Regions from separate parts of the Homo sapiens genome. Here region 2 is linked to region 1. A link is a contact called in ENCODE Hi-C or POLR2A ChIA-PET data. All regions are on one chromosome and are shown on one strand. Each heading gives the region's core, a stretch centred on a gene start or an enhancer-like site at or near the end of the contact. The rest is flanking DNA. Distances are from core to core; before and after follow the strand shown. Region 1 holds the start of LINC02696 (long intergenic non-protein coding RNA 2696). Region 2 has its middle 67 kb from the start of PRDM11.

Region 1 (5,610 bases), core at 1,798-4,297:
GCAGTCACAGACACATGGGCCCTACCTAGACCTCTGAATCAGACTCCTTAATGCTGAAGCCTAAACATCTCTACCAAGAAAAGTGTTCTCTAAGACTCAAGTACAGAGCATGTGCTGAGACAAGATTCTTCAAGCTGGTATGTGTGTATGTGCGGGCACACGCATGCTTGTACAAGTCTTAAGATGTCTAGGACATATCTGTAGAGTTGTTCTATATCATTTCCATGTTCCTTCCCAGACCCTCTGCCCTCCATCCCAAATGCTTTTCTTGCCCCTCTCCACTGTGTCTTTGCCCACATCTTGTGCTTCAGGCTCCACTCTATGTAGCATTTGACCCCCTGGCCTTTACCAGCCTTCCTGTTTCAATGTACCTGAGATGAGATGGCAGCAGCTTTGGGGAAGCAGAATCCATTCGTACATTCATTCATTCATTCATTCATATGTCACAGACTATTTGAAGTTCTGGGGATACAGTCATACAATATAGACAAGATGTTTATTTTCAGGGAGCTTACATATTAATGGGAGGAGACAGTCAATAAACAAAGGAAGATACAAGAAAATAGCAGTAATGATGAGTGTTGTGGTGAAACTGAATCAGGATGACGTGACAGAGAGTAACAAGGGGGTACATGAGTTTGGGTGGTCAAGGGAGGACTTATTTGAAGAGGTCACATTGAAATTCAGCTCTAAACAAGAGAGGGCCAGCTCTGCAATAACTGGGTGAAGAGGGTTCCAGCAAAGGGAACAGCTAGTGCAAGGACCCTAAGGCAGGATAAAACTTGGCAGGTTGAAGAAAGAAAGATAGTATGTCTGGATTATAGTGAGTGAAGGGGTAGGGAGTGGTACCAGATTGAGTCCAGATCACATAGGGCACAGTAATTAGTGGGGGAAGACAATAATTCTAAACACAAAAGTGATAGAATCTAACTTACATTTTAAACAAATATTTTGGCTGCTACTGTGTGGTGAATGGACTGGGATGGTGAAAATGGGTCAGAAGATTAGAAGCAGGGAAGTTAAATGAAAAGGATCTTGCAGTTAACCAGGTAAAGGATGATGATGCCTGGGTTAGGGTGGTGGAGATAAGAACAGTGAATGGATTTAGGATATATTTTAGAATAAAAGCGGATCGAATTTGTTGATGGGTGAGCTGTGGGGAATGAAAGAGGGAATCAAGATTGTTCCCAGGTTTTTGCTTTGAGTGCACTAATGATGGCACCATTAGTTGACATAAGGAGCCCTGGGAGAGGAAGAGATTGGGGGCAGGAAAGGAAGAGTTTGACTTAGACATGTTAATTTGAGATATTTATTAATGAACCCACTGAAGCCCCCATCTCATACTTTATATCTATCACTATACCAAGAACTATGAGATCCAAGACCTTGCCTTCCTTTTCAATTCCTTGTTAAGCAGGAATAAAGTGAAAAATTACTGAATAAAATATTCAGTTTTTTTGCAAAACACTCTTACGTTCAGAGGTTTGGTAGCAGAGCCATATCTTCCCAGGCAGGCATAAGTAGCCAATCAATCTCCATGTCATACCAAGCAACGGTCCAAGGGGCAAACTAATTAAAAATTTAATCCCATGATTTTCATCTTAATCTCTTTTTCCCATTAGCTTTGATCAATGCCTACAACTACAATTTAACCAAACTTTTCATTTAGATAAATGACTCAGTGGGGTACCTATTTAGTCCGTTTGTTATGAACCAATGGATAACTAAAATGTATATGCTAATTACTAAAGACCACACACTAATTTTCAAAGCATTTTATTAGCACAAAAGCTGTGTTCCTGTTATCAAATGAAATGCGCTTCCTATGTTACACTCAGTAGTTGTTCAAACCAGTTTCTCTTGACTTCAGTAGCCAAATTGCAGCATGCTGTGTAGGTACACAGTGCACTTGAGAAATGTCTGCACATCCCAACCCTGCACTATATCACAAGCAGTAGTGAAAGGTGTAGCAAATAAGAAGATTCCATGAACTTCTCAGCTACCTGAGACTTCTGCTGCACCCTGAAAAAAAAAATCAGGCTAGAAACCACATAAAACAACTAAACCAAACTGAATGCAGGGGCTGCTATGAGGAAGAATGAACTTTGCAGCCTGTTCCAAATGCTAAGGTGAAGGAGGTCCTTCCTGGCTCTGCTCACTAGGTGTGCAAGTCAGGAGATATTCATTTCGTGATCATCCTTTCCTATCACCTGTGGTGAAATTTCTACTGCTTTCAAGTCTTCCAGCCCCTATTTGAATGCCAAAATTCTTAAGTTCCTTCAAGTAAAAGAGATCTTCATTTTAAAAATAAAAGTCAATGGCTCTGGTCTCCTGTAGCCTTTTCAGCCCCTGTAACAGTGCTTTCTCACTTAGATTTTCACTGTCACTTCAATAAAGGGGTGAGAAGAGAGAACTGGCCTGCGATCAATGAAAACTATTCAGTAAAAACTCTTCATGCCAGACATGGCCCCAGAAACAGGAGGAAAGTTTACCAGACAGCAGGAGTGGGTGGTGGCTGGGTCCAGTGGAATGGGTAAACCTAAAAGGGGACGAAAATGGTTTTCAGGCTGCTGTGGCCCTCTCTACACACAAATTTTGTGGCCATGAAGTCCTGGCTACTAAGCATCATTGTCTTTGCGCAACCGCTGCACCTGCCACTTCCCTCAACCCATTAATAATCGGGTTCCTGGGAGGATTTTCATCCCCAATTTACTGGACATGCCTCCGAGCCACCTCCCCGCTCCGGCCCTCCCTCTCGTTGGTCGCCTTCAGACTCCCCCACACGCGGGACGGCCCCTCCCCCCACCCTCCTCACCGGCTAGCCGCGGCCAGCAGAGCCTTCGAGCGGCTCTGTCAGGCTGCCCTGGAGCGTAAGGAAGAAGAAGGCGCGAAGGAAGAAGACTTCCTCATATTCTTGGCTTCCAAGGGGCGCTAGGGCAACAGAGGGGGAAATGACGTAGCTTCCATCCCGGAAGCGAAAATTGGGCGCGGGTCCAGGAAGCCGCCATGTTGTGTGTGGCGGATGAGAATTTCAGCGCTCAGCATCTGGGTACCAGCAGAGAGGCCCCACAGAGAGGCTAGACTAACCGTCTCCGCCTCCTCTCCTTTCTCTGCTCCTCCCCTCCTCCCATCCCCCCTCCCTCTCCTTTCTCAGTGTACTAAATGAGTGCTTCAGAGCCCAGTGAATAGATGGACAAACATTTAAATTTCCTAGCCGGAAACACTGAAAAGATGAACTGTCAAGAGGCGTTTGAACCAGAGGGACTCCATCTTGAATAGGGGCTGCATAAAAGAAGGTGGAGACCTGCTGGGATGCATTCCCAGGAGGTTAGGCATTCTAAGTCACAGGATGAGACAGGGAGGTCAGCACAAGATACAGGTCACAAAGACCCTGCTGGTAAAACAGGATACTTAAAGAAGCCGGCCAAAATCCACCAAAACCAAGATTGGCAATGAAAGTGAACTCTGGTTGTCCCCACTGCTCATCATATGCTAATTATAATACATTAGCTTGCTGAAAGACTCTCCCACCAGCACCATGAGCATTTACAAATGCCATGGCGATGTTAGGAAGTTACTCTATATGATCTGAAGGCGAGGGTGGAACCCTCAGTTCTGGGAATTGCCACTCCTTTCCCCAGAATACTCTTGACTAATCTACCCCTTGTTTAGTGTATAATCAATAAATAACGTATACACAGTTGAACAGCCCATGCCGCTGTTCTGCCTATGGTGTAGCCAATCGTTTATTCCTTTACTTTTTTAATAAACTTGCTTTCACTTTACTCTTTGAACTTGCCCCAAATTCTTCGTTGCTTAAAGTCTAAGAATCCTCTCTTGGGGTCTGGATGGGGACCCCTTTTCATTAACATAACCACTTTACAATAGTTGAGGGTTTCAAGCACCAGGCTGGTGAGTACAGAGTACATGGCCCTGCTTTTCTTGACTTTGGTTACTTGGACTCAGGCCACAGCTGAAGAATACAGGAGGGAGGGAGGGAGAGAGAGAGATCATTGGGAAGCAGGTGGCGGCAGTGGTGGTGGTGGATTGGGTGTGTGAAATTTGCAGAGTTGGGGTGACTGCCAGGCTTCTGGGCTGATAGCTGGGAGAATGTTGGGCCATCACATACTAAAAGGGAACCACAGGAGAAGAAGCTGATGTGTGGGAAGTTTGGTTTTACATATATTAAGCCTTGAAGGTCTTCTAGGGGAGAAACTCAACAGGCCAATGGATGTGCCTGGTTTGATTTTTTAGATGACAGGCCTGAGCTAGAAATCTGTGCCTTAGATTCTTGTATATGAATGGTGCTAGAGCAGGAGCTTAGAAGAAATTGCCTGGTGGAGAGAATACCCTTTGGGAAAGAGGCGCAGGACAGAGTGTCAAGAGCTCTTCTACTAAAGAAAGGGAAGATGAGCAGGCAGCCCTAGGAGAGGAACCAGGGAAATGCGGCATTGCAGGGAGCAAGGGAAGAGCACTTCAGGAAGAGTAATTAGGTCAGTTTTGCTGATAAATTAGTGAGATGACTGAGCAGACTTTGTTGTTACCTGGAGCAGATTCCTTGGAATGGCTGGAGAAGGTCAGCTTGTGGTGAGTTGAGGAATAAGTGAGGGTGATGGTGAGAAAATGGAGATAAATGAACATAGGCAAATCTTCCAAGAAGTTGTCTGTGAAGAAATGAGAGTGATTCTGAAAGGAAAATGATGATTTTTAATTATTATTTTTTAAGATTGGAGAAACATAAGCTTGTTTTGGGGGGTTTTTGTTTTGTTTTGTTTTCTTGAGATGTAGTCTCACTCTGTTGCCGAGGCTGGAGTGCATTGGTGTAATATTGGCTCACTGCAACCTCTGCCACTGGGGTTCAAATGATTCTCCTACTTTAGCCTCCTGAGTAGCTCTGATTGCAGGCACGCGCCACCACGCTAGGCTAATTTTTGTATTTTTAGTAGAGATGGGGTTTCACCATGTTTGCCAGGCTGGTCTCAAACTCCTGACCTCAGTTGCTCCCACCTTGGCCTCCCAAAGTGCTGGGATTACAGGCACGAGCCACCACACCCAGCCAAAGCTTGTTTAAATATTGATGAGAAGGAGCCAGGGATTTTTTATGTTGATCAGCCCATGGACAAACTGAAGAGTGGCCTTGACTGTTTCCTGGCAAATGATAGTAAAGACCCTTGAGGAAAGAGTGCCTCTTTCTAATTCACACACATGGCCAGAGCAGCCGTGGATGAAAGTTTGATGCTGGAAGGTGAAGTATGTCCTGTCTTGCAGTGTGCATTTTGCCTAGGAAAGGGAGGTGAGATCATTGAAGGAAGGAGATGAAGTGCCTGAGAAGTTTGAGATCAGTGGAGGATGTGTGCGTGGCTGTAGGGGTTGGGGGGATAGCAGAGCAAGCAGATTTTAGCCATGTAGATTCCTAGATAGTGACTCTACAGTAACCTTAAAATGTCTGAAATAGGATAATAGCCTCTTTTTTTTTTTTTTTTTTTGACAGAGTCTTGCTCTGTTGCCCAGGCTGGAGTGCAGTGGCACCATTTCGGCTCACTGCGACCTCTGCCTCCAGGGTTCAAGCGATTCTCATGCCTCACCCTCCAAAGTAGCTGGGATTACAGG
Region 2 (5,201 bases), core at 811-3,310, 280 kb after region 1:
ATGAGCTTTTGTGTTGTTTTGGAGGAAGAATGAGGTGAGTAGAGGCAGGGTCTAGAGCCAGACTACAGAGGTGCAGAATCCAGCTGTGCCATGTACTGGGAATCCCTGGACAAGATCCTTAATCATCCTGTGCCTCAGTTTCCTCATCTGTAAAGTGGAGGTACTAATACCGACTTCATGGTGTTGTTGCTGCGGAATTAAATGAGCTTTTAAACAAGATTAAATTAAATTTTATATAAATATCTGTAAAATGCTTGCAGTGGTACTGGGCACGTGGTCTGTAAGTGTTTGGTTGTTTTTCTAGACCCACACTTAACCCCAGTGCTTCTCAAGACACTGCTCAGGGCAGCCGTATTAATCAGTTGTTGCTTCTCCTGTTTTAATCCAGTCTCCTCATTGTAGATGGCAGGTGGTGGGGCCAGTGAATCCAGGTGGTGGGAAGTCTTTCCCAGGGTCTCAGTGACTCAATGGAGCTGGAGCTCACCATTTCCTGATACTGACACCAGAATTTGTTGCATTATACGATGATATGGTTTGGCTGTGTCCCCACCCAAATCTCATCTTGAATTGTAGTTCCCATAATTCCCACGTGTTGTGGGAGGGACCTGGTGGGAGATAATTGAATCACGCGGTTTCTCTCATAGTGTACTAGTAGTGAATAAGTCTCTCAAGATCTGATGGTTTTATAAGGGGTTTCCCCTTCCACTTGGCTCTCATTCTCTCTTGCCTGCTGCCATGTAAGAAGTGCCTTTTGCCTTCTGCCATGATTGTGAGGCCTCCCCAGTCATGTGGAACTGTGAGTCCATTAAACCTCTTTTTCTTTATAAATTACCCAGTCTTGGGTATGTCTTTATCAGCAGCCTGAAAACGGACTAATACATATGACTTACAGCATAGGAAGGCGCTAGCAGGAAGGATCCCAGTGCTTAAGAGGGAAACTCCTGGAACCTTCATCTGCCCACTGTGAAGGGAAGAGCTGATATCCAGCCCTCCCAGCTCTGCACAACGTGAGGATCTCCCACAGGGCTGTCCCAGGGGAGTCAGCATCGGGGGTGGGGCATAGGCCAGTCCCCCTGCTATCCTGTACGATAACCCCTCTCCTGGGGGCCCAGTGCATCTCCAATCTCTGTGGCAGGTTCCTCCCCACCTTTCCAGGCCCCTTCCTTTCTTCTGTTCCTTCTTAGGAGATATAGCTACAGCCTGGGGTGGTGGCCATTCAGCTAGCCCTTGATGGGAGGGTCCCAGGAACCAGCTTCAGGCCCTAGATGGGTCCACTTCCAAAGTGACCAGCCTCCGCCTTCAGAGACACTGGAACCATATGACCTGCTGGCCGGCCTCCGGCAAGCGGATGGGACCTCAGCCTTCACAACTAGACCGCTTCTAGTTAAGCACCGGTGTTTCCAGCCCTTGGAGAAGAAAACTCAAGAAAGTGCTTCCAAGGTGTAGTTCAAAGACTACCTGTGCCGAATCACCTGGGGGTGGGGGTCAGGAGGCTCATCGATGAAAATACAAATTCCTGGGTCTTACACAAGACCTACCGGGTTAGACTCTGGAGCTGGGAGTGCAGGAACCGCAAGTTTCCCAAGCAACTCCTGCACACTCGAGTTAGTAAACTGTGGGACTCACGGGGCAACAGCAACGGGAAAGCCCTTAGGACCAGGAATCCTTGGTACCATCCCAACCCCATTGCCAGACTCCCTGAGGGACGCCAGGGATTCACAGTTTGTGCCAGTGAACGAGCCCAAGCCTGCGTCTTCACTCCTTTCTCTCCAGCTGCCCACACTGCTCACACGTTCCCCGCAGTTTCTAAATTCAAAGTGGGGCAGTTTGAGCTGTTTACCAACTCCCTTTCCTGGGCACCAGGTCTTAGAAGCCTGCCACTGGAGAGGGGTCTGGGCTCACATCCTTCTAGGGCTTGGCAGGAGTTTCCCTGACTGTAGGCAGGGGGTGAGGATGGGACCCGAGGGCCCTGTTGCAAGCTGGGTGACTTCCTGGCCTGGAGCAAGCCTCTGACTTTCCAGACACAGCTTGGGCCTCTGAACCACTTCCTCCCGGAAGTCACAGTCTTTACAATCTCCCCCAAGTGGGACGGCAGCCTGAGTGCTGTCAGGCTCACCTGCAGAGGGACTCCCGTCCTGGGCCCTGGAGCTGGCGCTGGGGTGGGGGTGGGAGCCTGACACCCACTCCGGCCCCCTACAGATGGTCCAATGCCTCGTTGGCAGAGCAAGTGTTCATTGAACACCTGCTGAGTGTGGCTTGCTGTACTGGGTGCTGGTGGGGGGAGGGTGAGGGATGGGGAAGCATTGGGGGCGAAGAAAGAAATAGAAGACTGGGGGAGTGGAGAAGCCCACACGCAGGTTTAGAACAATCACTAAGCAGCCTGCCAGGCAAAGCGAAACACACTCATCAGAATCCAGTCTGCGTGAGCTTATTCAGCAGGCCAGGCTGGTATCTCAGAGGTGTGGGGTGTGTGCTGGCGTGGGAGGGGGGCAGGGAAGACACAGGGGCAGACAGGACTTATGTTCCAGTCCTGAGGCCACACACCATGGACAAGGCCATTGCTGTGTGGCCTTGGTAAGTTACTTACCCTCTCTGAGCCTCAGCCATTCCCCTTTCTGTGCTTCCCCCAGTGTATACAACCTGGAAAATTGCCAGCTTAAACCAAATTTTCTGACACTTAGCAAGGGATGTGGCTTCTTGGTCATCTGAGTGGTCTGTCAGCTAGAGGCCCATGTCACCCCAACAGGCAGTATAGGGTCATGATTAGAAACCTTGTGCTTTGGGGTCACAGACCTTCACTGAAAGCCACCTCTGCCACAGGCATATCAATGCCCTTGTCTATAGAATGAGCAGATCTGTCGGCATCTTTGCAGGGAGGATTCAGTGAAATTCACTCCTGGCTGGGGAGCGGGGTGTCTGGACAGCATCTCGGAGAAGGGGCAGAGGACATGAGGTTCACAAAGCACTGCCTTCCTCCTTTGCTTTGATTCATTTTAGTTGCAGTAGTCACTTGTTGGAGATGTTAATGAATACAAAAGCCAGAGAGTGTTTCACTTTTTTCAAAGACTGCACGAGTTATGAGGTTTGAGGAGTGCCAGGGTACAGGATGGAAGGGGCCCAGCGCTGTGCCTGGCGCTTGGTGAGCTCTCCTGAGTGTTACAAGACAGACTTCTTCCCACTGCTTCCTCTCTTTAGTGTCTTCCGATGAAGACACTCCTCCCCTTTCTCCTTCTCAGCTGTGTTTGTTCCCTAGAGACAGCTGGAGCTCCACCCCCCAACAGCCCCTAAGCAGGGGGGGGCCTCTCCCCTGCAGCAGCCTGGCTCTGGGCTAATCCTAAACCCTCTCCTAATTAAAGAGCATATAATTTAGGGATTAAGTGTGAAGTGATTAAAATTAGAGACCTGTGTGCCAATCCTGGCTTACTATTCACTGGCTGTGTGACCTGGGGCAAATTACTTAGCCTCTCTGTGCTTCAGCTTCCTCCTCCAAAAAAAAAAAAAAACATGGACTAAGGCACCCACGTCACAGGGCTGTTGTCAAGATGAATCGAGTAAGTGCATGTGAAACATTTAGCATGCACTAAGCAGTCAATGAACATGCAGCTGTTCTTCAGGTTAAAGCCACACTGGCTATTGGTTGCCTTCTGTTTTCTTTACTTTCGCAGAGCCACCTCCCGCCATGGGCCAGTCTGGCTGGAAACTGTAGGAGTGAATAAGAGAAGGATCCATGTGAGTGCGTGGTCAAAATAGAAGTTGCCGTGGAAAGGCGAGAGATGAGTCTGCCAGTGAGAGCCTGTCTGGATGTCGTCAGCTGTGATGGGCCTACAGGTTGTCACGGACTTGGCGGCTCTCCGACGACTGCTGAGCAGTCTTCTATGTATAAGAATCCAGAGCCTGTCGGGATGAACCAGGGTGTAGGGAGTCAGTGTTAATGGCGCTTGGGAGCTGGGTTCAGCGGGGAGGTTCCTCAGAAGGGTCCGGACTCCATCACAATCATTGCAGATGGAGTTGGACTCTAGCCAGCAGAGAGGAGTAGTCACAGAAACTGTGGAGGCCAGAACAAGCTGATCTGAGCCCTAGGGGGTTAAAATTCTTTCTTCCCTCCCCACTCACCTCAGAAAAGTGACCTGGGACCTTGTGACCAAGCAAGTGAAAATTCAATTCATTATCTCATAAATGCCTTCAAGAGTTGGTAGACCTAAGAGTACAAAAGAATACAAGATTCCCCCCACTTCCAAAAATCCTAAGAGTTGAAAGGGTGAATACATGTGCATATGGTCAGAGTTGAAACCTACAAATGCAGGCACATGATCAACCCTGTGTAGGCATAGACAAGAATTAAGGAGTGTGTGGATTACCAGAATCCAGGGATTGGGCTGAAGAGCTGGGGAGACAAACCCTCATTTTTTTTTATGCCTGTGACATAGAACTTAGGGAGTCCCCCTAGGCCACCACATCCAGGAGAAATTCCCTATCCTAAGCAACCTCAACTGAAGGGCTCATAACGGCCTTCTTGGGGGCTAAGCCACCCCAGTTAACTGAGATAATGTTTTTTCTTTGTGGGTGTACATTTTTTTCACTCCAGGAGATTTGGGGTTATGTTAAGACAGGCTTATGGGAATTAAAACCATAGTATTTTATTTTTCTGTTATACACTTACTTGTAATGCTAAGATAATTTTGCCTATTAAAGTGAGAATCTAATCATCCTAATTTAAAATGTAATTGAGCAATTAGATGTGTGAGTTTACATTGAAATCTTACTAAACTTATGCTCAGTCCTAGAATATTTCAGAGCATTTTAGGTTCACAGTATATATACATTTAATTTACTAGCTGTAAATGAATTAGTTATGTCCCCAGGGAGATTTTGCTCAAAACAGGCAAATGAGTTTAAAAGGAAATCCAACAGATGACTTTAAAGATGTTATTGAAGTACATCATATACTCTGACAAGTCCTGAGATGACAAAGTGAACCGGTATCCATGTAACCAGCACCAGATCAAGATGCCTCACAATACTTGAACCTGGAAAACCTCTCAGCAGGTCCCTCCTGCAGCCAGTCCCCCTCCAAGGGAAACCACTCACTCCAAACATTACATTTATAAAGGCAATATAAATTGTTTGAGATGTCTTTAATTACGTTTGTAAACGCGATCAAATGTTCGAAGACTTCTTAGAAGCAGCTGCTAAAACCCGCT

What was found. Hi-C counts contacts between places; a loop is a spot of excess contacts on that map. ChIA-PET counts read pairs that join two places held with the same protein, here RNA polymerase II (POLR2A). Pooled maps may share reads with other maps.
Region 2: a pooled map shows a loop between it and region 1 (5-fold over the local background). The contact joins the enhancer-like site here to the promoter of LINC02696 in region 1. A Hi-C loop is called at or near these places in 4 of 50 pooled maps. POLR2A ChIA-PET finds 5 or more read pairs at or near these places in 2 of 52 experiments (A673 and activated naive CD4-positive, alpha-beta T cell).

What each region holds. Positions count from the first base shown.
Region 1 is chr11:45,352,808-45,358,417 of GRCh38, reverse strand. LINC02696 (long intergenic non-protein coding RNA 2696) reads right to left here and starts at 3,047. Exons shown (of 2, transcript NR_120558.1): 1 at 2,816-3,047; 2 at 1,761-2,022.
Region 2 is chr11:45,077,195-45,082,395 of GRCh38, reverse strand. No RefSeq gene overlaps it. Among named protein-coding and RNA genes, the nearest start is that of PRDM11, 67 kb to the left of the region's middle. RefSeq lists an enhancer at 1-142 and a silencer at 2,258-2,327. Within about 2 kb of position 2,060, at least 13 of the 41 ENCODE cell types and tissues checked have a DNase peak (open chromatin) inside an H3K27ac peak, as active enhancers do.